Linked DNA regions of Homo sapiens: regions 2 and 3 are each linked to region 1. Evidence: chromatin contacts called from ENCODE Hi-C or POLR2A ChIA-PET data. All regions are on one chromosome and are shown on one strand. The core of a region is the stretch at or near the end of the contact, and the rest is flanking DNA. Distances in the headings are between cores, read along the strand shown. Region 1 holds the start of CYP26B1 (cytochrome P450 family 26 subfamily B member 1). Region 2 holds the start of ZNF638 (zinc finger protein 638). Region 3 holds the start of EMX1 (empty spiracles homeobox 1).

Region 1 (4,566 bases), core at 1,058-3,557:
GGTTGCTGTACGCAGCTCCATGTTAACACAGGCTCGCAGGAGGAGAGGCCAGATGACAGATGCACGGATGCGCAGACACACTCATGGCTCTACAAAGAATACACAAACCCACAGACATACCACGTCGCTCCTCAGACGTCGGGCCGACGCAAGGCCACGCGCGCGAACACACAGGTGCGGCCCCGGGCCACACGCACACCGTACACAGGCACGCGCGCCGGGCCCTCTGCTGCCAGCGCTGAGAAGGTGGCCGTGCTCACCCAGCATGTTTATTTACTCATTTGTATCAATGAACGTTTGTGCCCGTCTTCTCCCGCCTCTGGGTACCGGGGCCGCCGCGTTTGTCCCCGCGCAGGACACTTGCCGGACCAGTATCGGGGTTCCCCGACGCTGCGGGCGGTGGAGGGGGACTACAAAAGCAGGGGAGGGGGGTCCCAATGTGCAGGAAAGGAGGGGCTGCAGAGTCAGCAGCCTGGGACGCTGACGGGGACAGGAGAACCTCCAGGTTCCGTAGGGTAAGAGACATATGGCGGGGGCGGACCTTAGCATCGGAGGTGTGAGGATATAGGGATCGGGAATGGGGGATCTGGCTTAGGGGGATTGGGACTGGTAACTCAGGGGTCCCTGGAGATAAGAGCCAGCGGGATCCCGGGGGTTGGAAGCTCGGGACCCTAAGGCACAGTTTCGAGGGCTTTGGGCGCCTGCCAGTCGAGGGGGCAGTCCGGCCAGGACCTCCGCTGCCGGGGCTTCGGCCCAGGAGGGACTGCTCGGAGCTGGAGGAGGGGACCGCTGACCTGGGAAGGAGGAAAAGAGGAAGGGAAGGAGCCTAGAAGCCAAGCAGGCACTAAGCGAGTGCGCACCGTGTGTGCGGAGGTGTGTGTGTTGTGTGTGTGCGCGTGTGTGTTGTGTGTGTGTGCGCGTAGGTGCGCGCGCGTGTGTCTCATCTCGTCCGTCTGTAGGCGCTGGGCTCAGCGAGACGCCGGCGAGAAAGAAGAGGAGGCGAGAGGTGAACTGAGTTTGATCCTGCGGCGGCTACAAGTGGGTCCCGGGCGGGCTGCGGGCGGCGGGCGGCGGGCGGCCGGGGCGGGGCGGGAGGCCGGGCTGCGCTCTCCAGCTCCGGCCGCGGGCCCGGCCTCTCACCACGCCTCCGGCTTTGTGAGCGCGCGGGTTGGGGCGGGGGGGTGCTGGCGGGGCGCCCACGGCGCAGCCTCCCGCCTCTATATAAACACACGCATCGCCTCGCTTTGGACTCAAATTCACATTGAGAGAAGCTTTTAAAACCACCAGCCCTGAAATCCTGCCTCCTGCTTTTCCCCCTCTTTCATTCCTTTTGCCTTCCTTTCTTTTTTCCCCATTTCTTCCCCCAGCAGCAACTCCAGAGCCGAGAGACCGCGTCCCGGGACGGACTGCCTTTTCTTAATTGATACAATAGCCCAGCTCGGGTTTTCCACCTCCTCCCCCAACCCCACCCCGCCTCACCCCTCCCGCCCGCTGCCGCCGCCGCCGCCGCCGCCGCCGCCGCCGCCGCCCCATCGCCCGCCCGGGGCTCTGTCGCCGGCTGCGTCCCGTCCCGGCCGCGGCCCGCCGGCTCCGCACCCGCGCTCGGGCCGCAGCGCCCGCCTCGCCGCCTCGCCCGCCGCTCCTGCCTCGGGGGTGCTGCGGCGGCTCTGGGGCTCGAGCGCGCCGCCCCGGGCAGCCCAGGGACTTTTAGGCTCCGGCCTCTCCACTCGCCTCAGCCAGGGAGCTTTCTCCCTCGCCCCCAAAGTTTCTGGGTTCGTTGGAATTTTTGGATTCAGGAATTTTTTCTTTTTTTCTTTTTTTCACCTAGGAATTTTGGGGCCATACTGCAATACTTTTGACAAATCGACCGCACTTTCTCTCTGCTAGCTCTCTGCCCCCTTCTTTTTTTCCGAGCAGGGGAAGGGGCTTACGAGAGAGAGGCTCCCTCTGGACAAAGTTTTCCAAAGTTTTCCGAGTGTGATGGTAGCGGGGAGAGCAAACCCACCAGCTTGACTCACGGCTTCATCTCACCACCCCTTGAGCAGCCCCTAAGCCCGCTATAAAGGAACAAACAAACAAACAAACAAACAAAGTTGCACCCCAGTCGCCTCGTGTTTCCTCTCTTCTTTTAGGCAATTTTTTTCCTCCCTCTCTCCGCTCCCCTCGCAGCCTCCACTCCCTTTCCCTTGGCCCCTTCCTCCTTCTCTGTTTCGGCTGGAGGTGCCAGGACCCCCGGCCGCAGCCTCCCCTCCCCCGCCGCTCCGGTCCCCTCCCGTCGGGCCCTCCCCTCCCCCGCCGCGGCCGGCACAGCCAATCCCCCGAGCGGCCGCCAACATGCTCTTTGAGGGCTTGGATCTGGTGTCGGCGCTGGCCACCCTCGCCGCGTGCCTGGTGTCCGTGACGCTGCTGCTGGCCGTGTCGCAGCAGCTGTGGCAGCTGCGCTGGGCCGCCACTCGCGACAAGAGCTGCAAGCTGCCCATCCCCAAGGGATCCATGGGCTTCCCGCTCATCGGAGAGACCGGCCACTGGCTGCTGCAGGTAAGGGCGCGCTCGCTCCGCTGCACTCCGGGGTCCGCTAGCTGCGAGCGCGGGGCAGACGGAGCGGCGGGCCGGCCAGGGGGCGCCGGGAGCCTGAAGGCACTGGTCCCCGCCCCGCCCCTTCCCTCCTCTCTGCCGCAGCAGCCCGGGCTTCCCCAGCCCGCCGGCAGCGCGGTTCCGGGACCACTGGCGCCCGCGGCGCAGGTTCAGGGGGCTGGTAAGAGGGGTTCCCGGACCTGAGGGGGCTCCCAAGATGGACTTGCCTGGGTCGCGGCTGGCCTGGCAGGGGGCGTGGAGCGCCCCGGGGGCGCCTAGCGAGGCGCGGTCCCGGGGGAGGGTCCGGTCCTGAGCCGCTTTCGCCTCCCCTCGGTGCTGCAAGCCCCCAGTCGCCCTCGGCTTTCTGGGGTTGGCTGTGTCGCTGGGAGCCGAAAATTGAGTCGGGAGAGGAGGGGGCTGGTGGCAGCTTGAATTGCCGATTTAAAACTGTGTTCCTGCGGCGCCGTCGGCAGCGCCAGGTACAGTGTCCCTGGTCCGCGGTCCGCGCGAGTGTGTCTGTTTTGTGGTGGAAGAGGAAGAAGGTAACCCAAGGAAAAATGAGAATCCAGGGCTCTAGGCTTTCGGGGAAAAGGGTCTATTTACTTATTGGGTGGGGACAGTTTGGCAGGAGAGGGAAACTTGGGAGAGGTGAGTGTGGGATCCATAGAGAGAGAGTGCGTGTGTGCTTGTTAGATGCCGCACAACCCCACTCTGCTGGTGATAACGGGGGTGAGGCGCGTCAGGGACCAGACCCAGGTAGGTAATGGGGAGATTAACCTGGAGTTCACCTCATCAAGTGCCAGACAATCGCTTTTGCAATGTGATACACACCGGTTTTCTTCTTGGGGTGGGGGAGCGGAGCGCCTCTGCAGTAACTGCGGGAGGTGTATTTGTGTGTACGCGCGTTTGTTCTGTTAGGGGAAGCAGGGATGTCCTGAAACTGACAATCCCCGCACTAGAGAGGTGAAGCGAAAGGTGAGCGCTGCGACCTGTGGGTTTACAGGTGCGAAAGCTTGGCTTGAAATTAACAGACGCGTGCAATCCGCGCGCTCGCGCACACACGCACTCACCCTGCCCCGGGACGAGTGACAGCGGAGCGGGGGCGGGGAGGGGGTTCGAAGTTCCTCTGCCCTGTGGTCTTTCCACGTCCCGGATTAGGCCCATCTCTTTTTGGGGTTGTTCGTGCAATGAGGTGGGGGTCCTTTCAACCAATGGATGTATCACCCCCCCACCCCCCGCAAAGAAATCCCCAGAGCCTTTCCCTCGCCACCACACTTAAAGTGTCAACTGCAGCGGTGCTCTAGGCTTTGGGCCGCGAATTTAGGAAATAAAATAACTTGGGCAACGGCTCCCGCCTTTTAGAGCCAGTCTGCTGAATCCACGGTCTGTCACCACCCACCCCCACTTCGTTTCCTGACCTCTCTGCCCCCCCTCAGGTCCCCATGACCTTTTCTCCGAATCCCACAAGAGCCCCTGGGGGTCAGCGTCCAACCTGCACAGAAGTTAGGGAGGAGGAAACCTAAGCCTCCCCATCCCTCCAACCCGGGGCCCTAGATCTGGAGGTGAGGAGGGAAATAGGGGGTACGTGTACAGGAGCGCCTAAGGGGTTAATGAGAGCCCTCTGAATCCCAGCGTTATTTTTTCGGAGTCATTTATCAGATTTTACGGGGGGACCTCCAAGGGCTCTCCGTTTCCACCGAGCGCCATCTAAACAGAGCCCAGGGCTAAAAATACAACATTTTTGTATAAATTGGACTCGCGGCCCGAGCGGCCGCCCCTATGAAAGTACTCTTTGTGAAGACCGTGGAAACGGCGGACAAATAACTCTTTATTAATGCCACAAAAAACGCACTTTAATTATAGTTAGGCAGATCAGAGGCGGGGGGTGGGGGCGAGGCGGCGGCGACCTCGGAAAATTCACAACCCAACTTTTGTGTTGAAAGAAAAGAAAAACAGAGGAAAAGAAGGAGAGGAAAGACGGAGAGTGAGACG
Region 2 (4,566 bases), core at 1,431-3,930, 820 kb after region 1:
TACACATGAGGGCTTATTAGCTTTAGCCACAAACATAATTACTTTCAATTTGGAGAGTCTCTAAAACCACTACATGGCAGCATTCATTAGCGCCTGTTTCCTTGCAAAACAGCCCAAGCTATGTTACTGGGTACCAATACTGGAAGTACTGTTTCTAAGTATATAAGGCATTTTATTAAGGATTTGGACAAATTTAGTCCAAACCTTAATCAGTATACATTAAGGTACAGTGGAAAGAGCATGATTTAGAGTCCAGGCTCTGGTGACTACCAGCTGAGTTCATTCACTCAACATCTGAGCATCTAATACATACCAGGCACTGGGAAAGATACAAAGACTAACGTAACAATCATATAAATGGTTACAATATATATTGATAAGTTCTACAAGAAAGGCATGTAAAAAGTTTATAGAAGCACAAAATATTTTAATGAAAGTTAGATTAGAGGGCCTTTCAACTCCAAAATTCTATTACTCTAAATCCTTTTAAGCCGTTTAATTAGAAGAGAATACCCACAGATTATAATTTTCTATCAAACAATGCTGCCTAAGCACTTCAATTTTGAAATACAAGTAACAGCTAACATTAAGCACCTAGTATGTGCCAAGGAATACGAGCTTTCCATACACTGTCTCACTTAACAGTCACTCACAAAAATCCCAAGCAGGAAGTAATAATGTCACCATTTTAGAGATAAGGAAACAAAAGCTCAAGAAAGACTAAAATAATTTACCAAAGTCTCACACATACTGAGGAAAAGGGAGATGTGAATCCAGATCTTCCGACTGCAAAGCCTATTCTCTTTCCACTAAACTACTTGTCTCATTTTCTTCCACTTACATAAAAACAAAATTTCCGGAGATCACCTACTTAAGAGCACCCAAGAAAAACCCTAAGATAGTCAAGTACAAAGTGATGACTTTTTTAAACTACAGTACCTAAACCTTTTTAACCTAGAGTACCTGCCGTATACACCCTCCAAAACAAAATGCAAAAAAGGATTACAAAACAAATACAACCAATATACAATAAATATGTGACCATAAACACATTATGAAAACTAGTTAATAAAAACGAATAAGATTTTGTGATTTCTTCCAACTGTTATATTTACCCTTTCTTGGTTCCAAGACAAATAAATCCCCAAGGAAGGAATGGCCCAGCATATTTTAATGTATAACATGCTGGGACGCCCTGTAATTATTTAGAAGTACATATTACAGAATATGGAGTACAAAATAAAATATAAAATGCTGTCAAACTTTTTTAAAAGACAGCAACATAAGTCCACTAAGTCTCAAATGTCTAATCATTAACAAAATTTAAAGCTATTTGAATGTCATTTACATGTTTGTTTTTCTCCGAAAACTTCCTTAAATTCACCTTTTTTTGGTCAATCCTTTTCTCCAGGTTATCAATTTTTAATTGTAAATCTGAACCAGCAAGCACAACATCCCTGAAAAAATAATCCTTTACAACAAATGAGGGGAAAAAGCAGAAAATTTTTTGTGCAAAATTCCAGAGCTCGTTGGAAAAAGTACTTGAACATAAATCGCTGGATCCTGGTGACAAGTTTTTCATCGGGACTCCTTTAAACTACTACAATTTCTGGTCCTGGCCCCAAACTTCGCCTAAGGACAAATTTTAAGATTAAGAAAAATTAGCTTCAGGTAGCCTTCACTCTATAGCTCAATCCATGATTTTGTAATACTGAAGTATCCCTCATTAACAATTACCTCAAACAACAAAAGATCTATTTCAAACGTTCTCAAGGATTCCAGTCTGTGATATATACATTCCCCCTTCCTTTAAGAGAACGGGGCCCAAGCTAAGAATCACACAAAAACAATTCACTAACGTTCTGTTTTCACAATTCCTCTGAGAAATTTGGAAATACTGTTAGGTATCACAACCATTTATGAGTCCTCAGTCTCCCACAGAGGTGATATTTTCTTTGGTTTCATACCTGCACTACGCAGCACAGAACACCAGCCCGGAAAAGCCGCTGGATCCTAACATTCCCTCCTTCATCCCGACACCCCCTCCCCAACCCCAAACACAAACACGCTCTTCTCTCCACGCTTCTTGCACAATGTCGCTGGTCAGAGGGCTCGGCTCAAACTCCACCGCCTCTTCGGGCCCGACGGGAACGCTTCCTCCCTGCTCGGCATTCCCTCACCACCGCTTCCTCGGCTGTCAGGCCCAGCGCAGCCTCGGCAGGCCGGGCGCTGCTGGGGAAGGGGCCGCCTCGGCCTCGCCAAAGGGCTCTTCACGATCCTCGGCCCAGTGCAACGGCGTCAGGCAGCTCTTCTCGAGGCAGGGTCCTTCACGAGTACCCGGACGGGCCCTCCCGGGTAGCGAAGTGAATAAACGACGGAGCAGGGCAGCACAGCACAGCTTCCCTTCCCATCCCGGGGGTCCCCCAACCTCCTCCCGCCCCCGCCGTCTGCCCGCCGCCATTTTGTGCGGAGCCGCTGCGACACAGATACAATAGTCGGCCCGGATCTCACAGGAAGGGCTCAGGACCCCCACGATACCGGCCTCCGCCTTCCAACCCCCTACTCCCCACAGGGCAGCGGTCCTACCTATGCCTACCCGACTAACAGCTGGATCCCATCCGCGCCCCACACAGTTTAGCACTCAGCCTCCAGTCTCGACGCCGAAAACGCTACCGCCTCCAAAGAGCTGCACGCATGCGCGCCTCCCAGCTCCTGCGAGCCCTCGTAGGCTCCCGGCGCCTGCGTACCGCTGGCACCGCGCTCGCCCGAAGCCCGAGAAGAGCCGGGCGGAGCGGGCTCCCGGAAGGGGCGCTCCCGCGTGGTGGCGGCGAAGGCGTGCGGCAAAAAAAAAAAAAAACTCCAGCGCCGTCTTCACTCTTTTGCTGGTTCTGTGCCTGTCCTCTCCAAACCGCTCATCCTTTTAAGACCTATATTGTCTCACCTCCTTCATGAAGTCTTCCCTGATCATTTGTGCCTTCAATAATAACATTATATGGCCAGGCGCGGTGGTTCACGCCTGTAATCCCAGCACTTTGGGAGACCGAGGTGGGTGGATCATCTGAGGTCAGGAGTTCGAGACCAGCCCGGCCAACAGGGTGAAACCCCGTTACTAAAAACACAAAAAATAGCCGGTGGCGCGCGCCTGTAGTCCCAGCTACTAGGGGGTGCTGAGGCAGGTGAATTGCTTGAACCCGGGAGGCGGAGGTTGCAGTGAGGGAAGATTGCACCACTGCACTCCAGCCTGGGCAACAGAGTGAGACTCCATCTCAAATAATAATAACAACATTATATTATAACAGGTTATATTCGCGCCTAGCACGTTAATATAATGCTTTGTATGGTCAAGATTTTGCCTGCTTTTATCCTGTCACCTTGCACCTTTTGATCCCTATGGCAATGATGTGTGTCATAGCTACTCAAAACTGTAAAGTAGAATTCAACCAAAGCTATTCAGCTAAAACTTTAACACTCTGAAAATCCTTTTGTCATTTCACAATAAAAAGCCCTATCTGTGTGGTAGATATTTGTAATCTCCATTTTACCCATGGAAAACCTTGGGATGACAGACGTTAAAGAACTGTGTTATGCAATGTTTTATCTTCTCGAGGTGGCTGTACTACACCAATATGAAAACCCAGTCATTGTTCAAAATCTGGTAAAGCTACAAGCCCTGCCGTATGCATACCACACAAATCACACCACCCACCCTGAGTCTCACACATCGGTTTTACCTAGCACTCAAGCAAATGCATTTCTTTTATTCACATTAAAACAAGCATTTGAAAGACTAAAAAGAAAAGTCGTTTTAAAAAGATATCTTATCGGATTTTCATTTCAAACCAAAAATCCTGCTAGGGACAACAAATCAAAAACAACAAAGAAAAAGCCAACAAGCTCCCCCTAAACACCAAATAACCCATGTTAACATTTGATAAGTTTCCTTCCATACATTTCTTTATATTCATACAAACACATTATTTGCATGTAACAGGAAATGTTTTCTTTTTTCACACATTAGCTATTTGCTTTTCTGATTACTGACATTTCTCCAAGTAAACCATATAATCCTTTTTTAAATAATTGTATAATATTCATAGTATAGCTGCCTCAGCAATTATTCAGCCTGTTGTTGAACACTGAAGTTGTTTCCAGTCTTTTTGCTACTGCAAACACTGCTGTATACAAAGACTTACCAAATTATGCTTTAATTTCTAAAGGCTAGAATCATCATAGTGGGAATGCTAGATTAAATGTATATGTGTGTACATACATTTAATTTTAATAGGTGTTGTAGAAAAACTTCCCAAAAAGTTTCTACAAAGTGTCACTTCCACTAAATATGTAAGAAAATAGGCAGGGCAAGGTGGCTCATGCCTGTAATCCCAGCACTTTGGGAGGCTGAGGCAGGTGAATCACAAGGTTAGGAGTTCAAGACCAGCCTGACCAACATGGTGAAACCCAATCTCTACTAAAAATATAAAAATTAGCTGGCTGTGGTGGTGCACGCCTGTAATCCCAGCTACTCGGGAGGCTGAGGCAGGAGAATCACTTGAACCCAGGAGGCAG
Region 3 (4,566 bases), core at 1,193-3,692, 770 kb before region 1:
AACTACAACTCGGCCCCTGGGCGCCAGGTTTCGAGACCCAGGCTTCGGATCGAGCCCACGGAGGACCAGGGTAGATTGCTCAATTTTAAAGATATCCTCATGTTATCAGTAAACATTTATTTTTAAGTGGCAGAAACTCTTGCCCAAGGCAGATGACATTGTAGCATTTTTGTTTTTTCGGATTTGGATTTGGGCAAGTCTTTGAAATCTTCAAAGAGGAGGCAAGGCTACCCACAACAATTCTTATTCTAGTAATTACATTCTCTGGTTTTGTGGTATCTGCCAGGTCAGCATCTATTGGCCAGGTGGGACTGAAAAAATTGCCTGACAAATCGGGACCTGGGAAAGCGGTTTTCTGTGAAAGTCAAAGTGTCAAGAGATAATTTTCATTTTATTATCTAAACAACTGTGCCAAACATCTAATTGACTGTAGACCTAGACTACAGACCGTCACATTAGCTCCTGGAGCCGAAGCTCCAGCCATGTCCCTTTCATTTGTTTCTCTAAAAGCCGGGTTACCTAGCTCTGAGCCATAGACCCTTCTCACAAGGCTGTGGTCTGGTCTACACTAACAAAATAAAACTGGAAACTAAAGTGATGCCTGTACAAATCAAGGCCACTCTTTAAAATAAAATTTAAAAAAAAAGAAAAGAAAAAAACAAACTCCAACAAATTTCAAGGAAGAAAACGAACTCCAACAAATGCAACTCTCTTTTCTCCGGGAAAGACAAATAATTGAAACGTGTGTGTGTGTGTGTGTGTGTGTGTGTGTGTGTGTGTAGGGCCAGTGGAGGATCTTTATTAGCAAGCCGATTGCTGGATGCAAACTCCGGGGTTCGGACTGGCTACGACCTTAAAAGCCCTCTGCCCCCGCCCCCTGCCCGGGAAAACTGTCCTCGGTATTCCAGCAGCCGGGTGGGCTCCCTCCCGAAGGCGGCGAGCAACGGCGGAAGCCAGTTTGCTTACTGCAAACCTTCCCCACCTTGGGTAGGAGAGGCACGTGTGACTTGGAGAAGTCGGGCCAAGGTTGCCGAGAAACATCCCAAGACAGCCAGGCCCTCCACACTGAACATTAACTCTCCGATTCGCCCTCCCTGCTGCCCTTGCTTCCCCCAGAGCTGGGGCACGCGAATGGACTTTCCCCCGCCCGGACGCGCCAGCGAAGGCTGAGGTCTCGGAGGTGGTGGTGGACTTGCGAGAGAAGCGTGGTGCGAGGTTAAGCCGGGCGGAGGGAGAGCGGGAGGAGTTGTACTCTGGTCTGAGACTGGCTCAGCTGGGAGAGAGAATTGGGCAGGCTGTGGCGAGGGCCAGCACAGGCTCCGAGGACGCGCCTGGGCTTGCGTCCGAACTGGTATATTTTCTAGAAAAGCCTGGAGGTCTCCACCTGCTTTCCTGGGAGGGAGACCTACGCGGCGAAGGCGCGGGTGGATGCCGCACAGCTCTTCCCTGCCTGGGAATCTACCTCCGCGGACCTGCAGCCTTCCCGGCAGTAACTTCTAAACAGCCCCGCGCGCCCCCGAGCCTCCCCCGCATCGCCGCAGCACGGGCGCCGGCCGGCCGCCTCGGCGGGCACAGCGTGGACACTCACCCTGGAAGCGGTGGCCGAAGAAGCGGTTCCGCAGGACCCAGGGGTAGAAATGGAGAGGGTCCCGGTGCTGGGCGCCGAAGAAGGAGTGCGGGGGCTGCAGCGGGGAGGCGCCCAGCTGGTGCGCCGGATGCACGGTCAGCGCGGGGTGGTTCATGGCCTCGGGGAACACGAGCTCGGGCCCACCGTAGAGCGAGCGGCCCGCGCCCGCGGCGGCCGCGGCAGGGAAGCCACTCACGAAGGCCGCCTCGGCCGCGCTGGGGTGAGGGTAGTTGAGCGCCGTGGGCCGGAGCGGTTCCTCGGAGGCGGCCGCCGCCAGGAGATGGGAGCCCGCGCCCCCGCCGCCAGTGCCCCCGCCGGTGCCGCCGTCCTTGGCCACCAAGGACTCTATGGTAAAGCCGCGCTTGGCCGCGGGCTGGAACATGGTCGCAGCCGCGGGAGCTGTGCGAGGCAGCCGGGCTCTGGGGAGCGCTCCGCGTCCTGGCGCCGCCGCCTTGCGGGGTGTGCACCCAGCCAGGCACATGCACACCCGCCCGCACCCCTCACCTCCCCCGCCCGCCCGCTCGCGCTCGGCCCCCGCGGGCGAGCCAGGCGCGGAGCGGCGAGGGGTGTGTGAGCGAGCGACCGCGGGGTCCGGCCACAGCGTACGGCCAGGCGCGGCGGCTGCTGCGGCGGAGCGGGCAGCTCCAGGCGCCCGCACAGGCGCGGGCTCCGTGCTAGGCTGCGAGCTGCCAGTAAGGCCCGAGGGTTGAGCTCGTCTCCCTCCTTTCGGAGTCCCGCTGGGACCGACCCCAGCCCCCGGTGTCCCCGCACTGCCCTGCCCAGCCCCGGCCGCCCAGCGCTGCGAGGCGCGAGTTAGCGGGCACCTGCCCCGCGCTCGCCCATTGGCCGCCGCTCACCTGCCCCAAGGTGGGGGGCGGGGCGGGGCGGGGCGAGGGACGGCGGGTGGGGAGGGAGCCCGCAGTCGGAGGCAAAAGCCGGACTGGAGCCTTCGCGGGGAGATCCAGGCCTCCTCCTCCCCTCGCCACTGGCTTCTCCTCGCGACTCCGCCCTTTAGCTGAGTCTGGTGGCCGTGCCGCCGTCTCAACCCACGCGGGAGCCGAAGAAGGCGTCCGAAGGGCTTGGGGCTAAACTCCAACCCTCCCCTCCCCGGTGTGTAGCTCAGCCTAACTCTCCCATTCGTCCCGGGATGTCGTTTCAGTTCTCAGAGAACTTGGATCCGAGCGGAGGGTGGATGTTTGGGGTCCAACACATTGGTTTTCCCGAAAACCAGCTCTCTGCCCCCCTGCTCTCCGGGACTCTCCCACTCACCCACCATCGGCCTCCTGGGCCGCGGTCTGAAGCTGCGACCTTGTTCCTGAGGTTTCGCGTTTTCTGGATGTCACGGGGGACAGCTCTGGAAAGGGGACGCTCACTCCCTTCACAAGGGGCCAGGCGGGGCACTGCGCGGGAGAAGCCGCCGGAGCGGTCCCACTGCCACCCTCCAGCTGTTCGCGGGGCTGGAAGCAGCTCCAGTGCCCAGACACGGTGCCGCGACCGGCTTGGACCAGGACGGCGGGCCTCGGCACTGGGAGATCCACCCCCTCGCCTTCTCTGAGGCTCTGGGGGCTCAAGTGTCGGCGGGCCGGACCAGGTCAGGGCCTCGGAGACACTGTGGCTTAAATTGAAGCTGGCCAAGTAGCCCGAGCCCATCTCAAGAGAACACGCCAGCCGTCAGGACACGCAGAAGCAGCCTGACCTCCCTCGACCTTCACCTTCCACCCGCGACCGCGGAACCGCGGACGACTCTGCTCCGGCCAGTTTTTCCGTACGGCGGACGAATTCCCCGGGGGCAGTTCTCACGACAGGCTGTGAGAGCCGGGACTCCCCAAACTTTCCCACCCCACCTTCGAGGCCGCAGAAAGGCGCCGCTCCGAGGCCTAGGAGGGCGCGGGCGGCGGTGGGGAGGCTGGGACCTGGACCTTGCCGGCGCACTGCGGAGAGGGAGCCGCAGAGAGTTCCGCTTCCTCGCCGCTGCCGGGGTCCATTCTAGCGGCCTGAGCGCTGCCTGGGCGCGCAGATCTGGGTTGGGCCTCCTGACGCCCCAAGGCCACGGGGTCCGTGCGCCGCGCAACTCTGCGGGGACTCCAGGCCGGGTCTTGGCAGCGGCCCGCCTGAGCGCCGGGAGCCGTGGTTTGGAGAGCGCTCAGGGCGCCCCGGCCGCCACAAAGCGGGTTAAAGTCTATTTTCCACTCGACTGCTCCGAAAAGCCCCCGCGCGCCGACGCCGTTCCGGCCCCCTTGGGCGAGGTGGGGAGGGGCGGCCAGGGGTGGGGAGGCGAGGCGGCCGCACCCAGCACTCCTCCGCGTCCTGGGAACCCCGGGGCCTGGCACGGCTGAGACACCGCAGAGGCGCCTTCGGAAGGAATGATGGAATCCGTGGGGAGCGCGGGTTCTCGCTGGCCTCTCCGGAGATTTCCAGCTTTCTGTGATGGTCTTTTCCTCTCGTTTGTGTCTCAGGCTCTTTATTTTCCCCCTCTCCTGTCTCCCGGCTCCCCTACCTCCCGACTTTTCCTCCTCTGATTTCTTCCCCCTCCTCCTTTTCCCCACCCTCAGTCTGGGAAAAGTGGAAGCGCCGCCGAGGGGGGGACCAGGACCCGACCAGGCCGTATCTCTAAGGGGGCGGGGGTGCGGAGCTGGGCAGAGGTACAGAAGGAGATTTTCGTTCCATATGGAAGGAGACAACGACGGGATTTTGTTGGAACAAGGTTCCCACAGGGATGCGGGTTCAGTTGGGTAAACGTTGCCTGGGCCTGTGCTCTGCGGTGACAGAGCAAGTGCTGGGGGCTGAGACAAGACAGGAGCCCAGCAAGCTGAACCCGGCCCGAGGGCCTTGCGCTCCTAGCCTGGTAATGAATCCCACCCGTTCTGTCGCAGACCCCCACCGAGAGGCTGGCCAGGGGCCACGAACTTGTTTAACTGGGCAGGTAGAGAAGCTTGGAA

The links. A loop is a pair of places that touch in the nucleus more often than their neighbours do. ChIA-PET counts read pairs that join two places held with the same protein, here RNA polymerase II (POLR2A). Pooled maps may share reads with other maps.
Region 2: a map of ascending aorta shows a loop between it and region 1 (2.7-fold over the local background). The contact joins the promoter of ZNF638 here to the promoter of CYP26B1 in region 1. A Hi-C loop is called at or near these places in 1 of 168 maps with a recorded cell type or tissue (ascending aorta) and 4 of 50 pooled maps. POLR2A ChIA-PET finds 5 or more read pairs at or near these places in 2 of 52 experiments (AG04449 and BJ).
Region 3: a loop to region 1 is called in a map of B cell, with 25 times the contacts of the local background. The contact joins the promoter of EMX1 here to the promoter of CYP26B1 in region 1. A Hi-C loop is called at or near these places in 2 of 168 maps with a recorded cell type or tissue (B cell and naive thymus-derived CD4-positive, alpha-beta T cell), 13 of 37 single-sample maps with no recorded cell type and 12 of 50 pooled maps.

What each region holds. Positions count from the first base shown.
Region 1 is chr2:72,145,603-72,150,168 of GRCh38, reverse strand. It overlaps CYP26B1 (cytochrome P450 family 26 subfamily B member 1), which reads left to right and starts at 2,307. Exons shown (of 6, transcript NM_019885.4): 1 at 2,307-2,538. The coding sequence starts at 2,335. RefSeq lists enhancers at 2,418-2,919, 3,109-3,631.
Region 2 is chr2:71,329,896-71,334,461 of GRCh38, reverse strand. It overlaps ZNF638 (zinc finger protein 638), which reads right to left and starts at 2,680. Exons shown (of 28, transcript NM_014497.5): 1 at 2,587-2,680. RefSeq lists enhancers at 1,714-2,399, 2,400-3,087 and a silencer at 2,671-2,880.
Region 3 is chr2:72,915,395-72,919,960 of GRCh38, reverse strand. It overlaps EMX1 (empty spiracles homeobox 1), which reads right to left and starts at 2,442. Exons shown (of 3, transcript NM_004097.3): 1 at 1,589-2,442. The coding sequence starts at 2,108. RefSeq lists silencers at 2,037-2,156, 2,227-2,646, 3,787-3,956 and enhancers at 2,461-3,077, 3,078-3,695.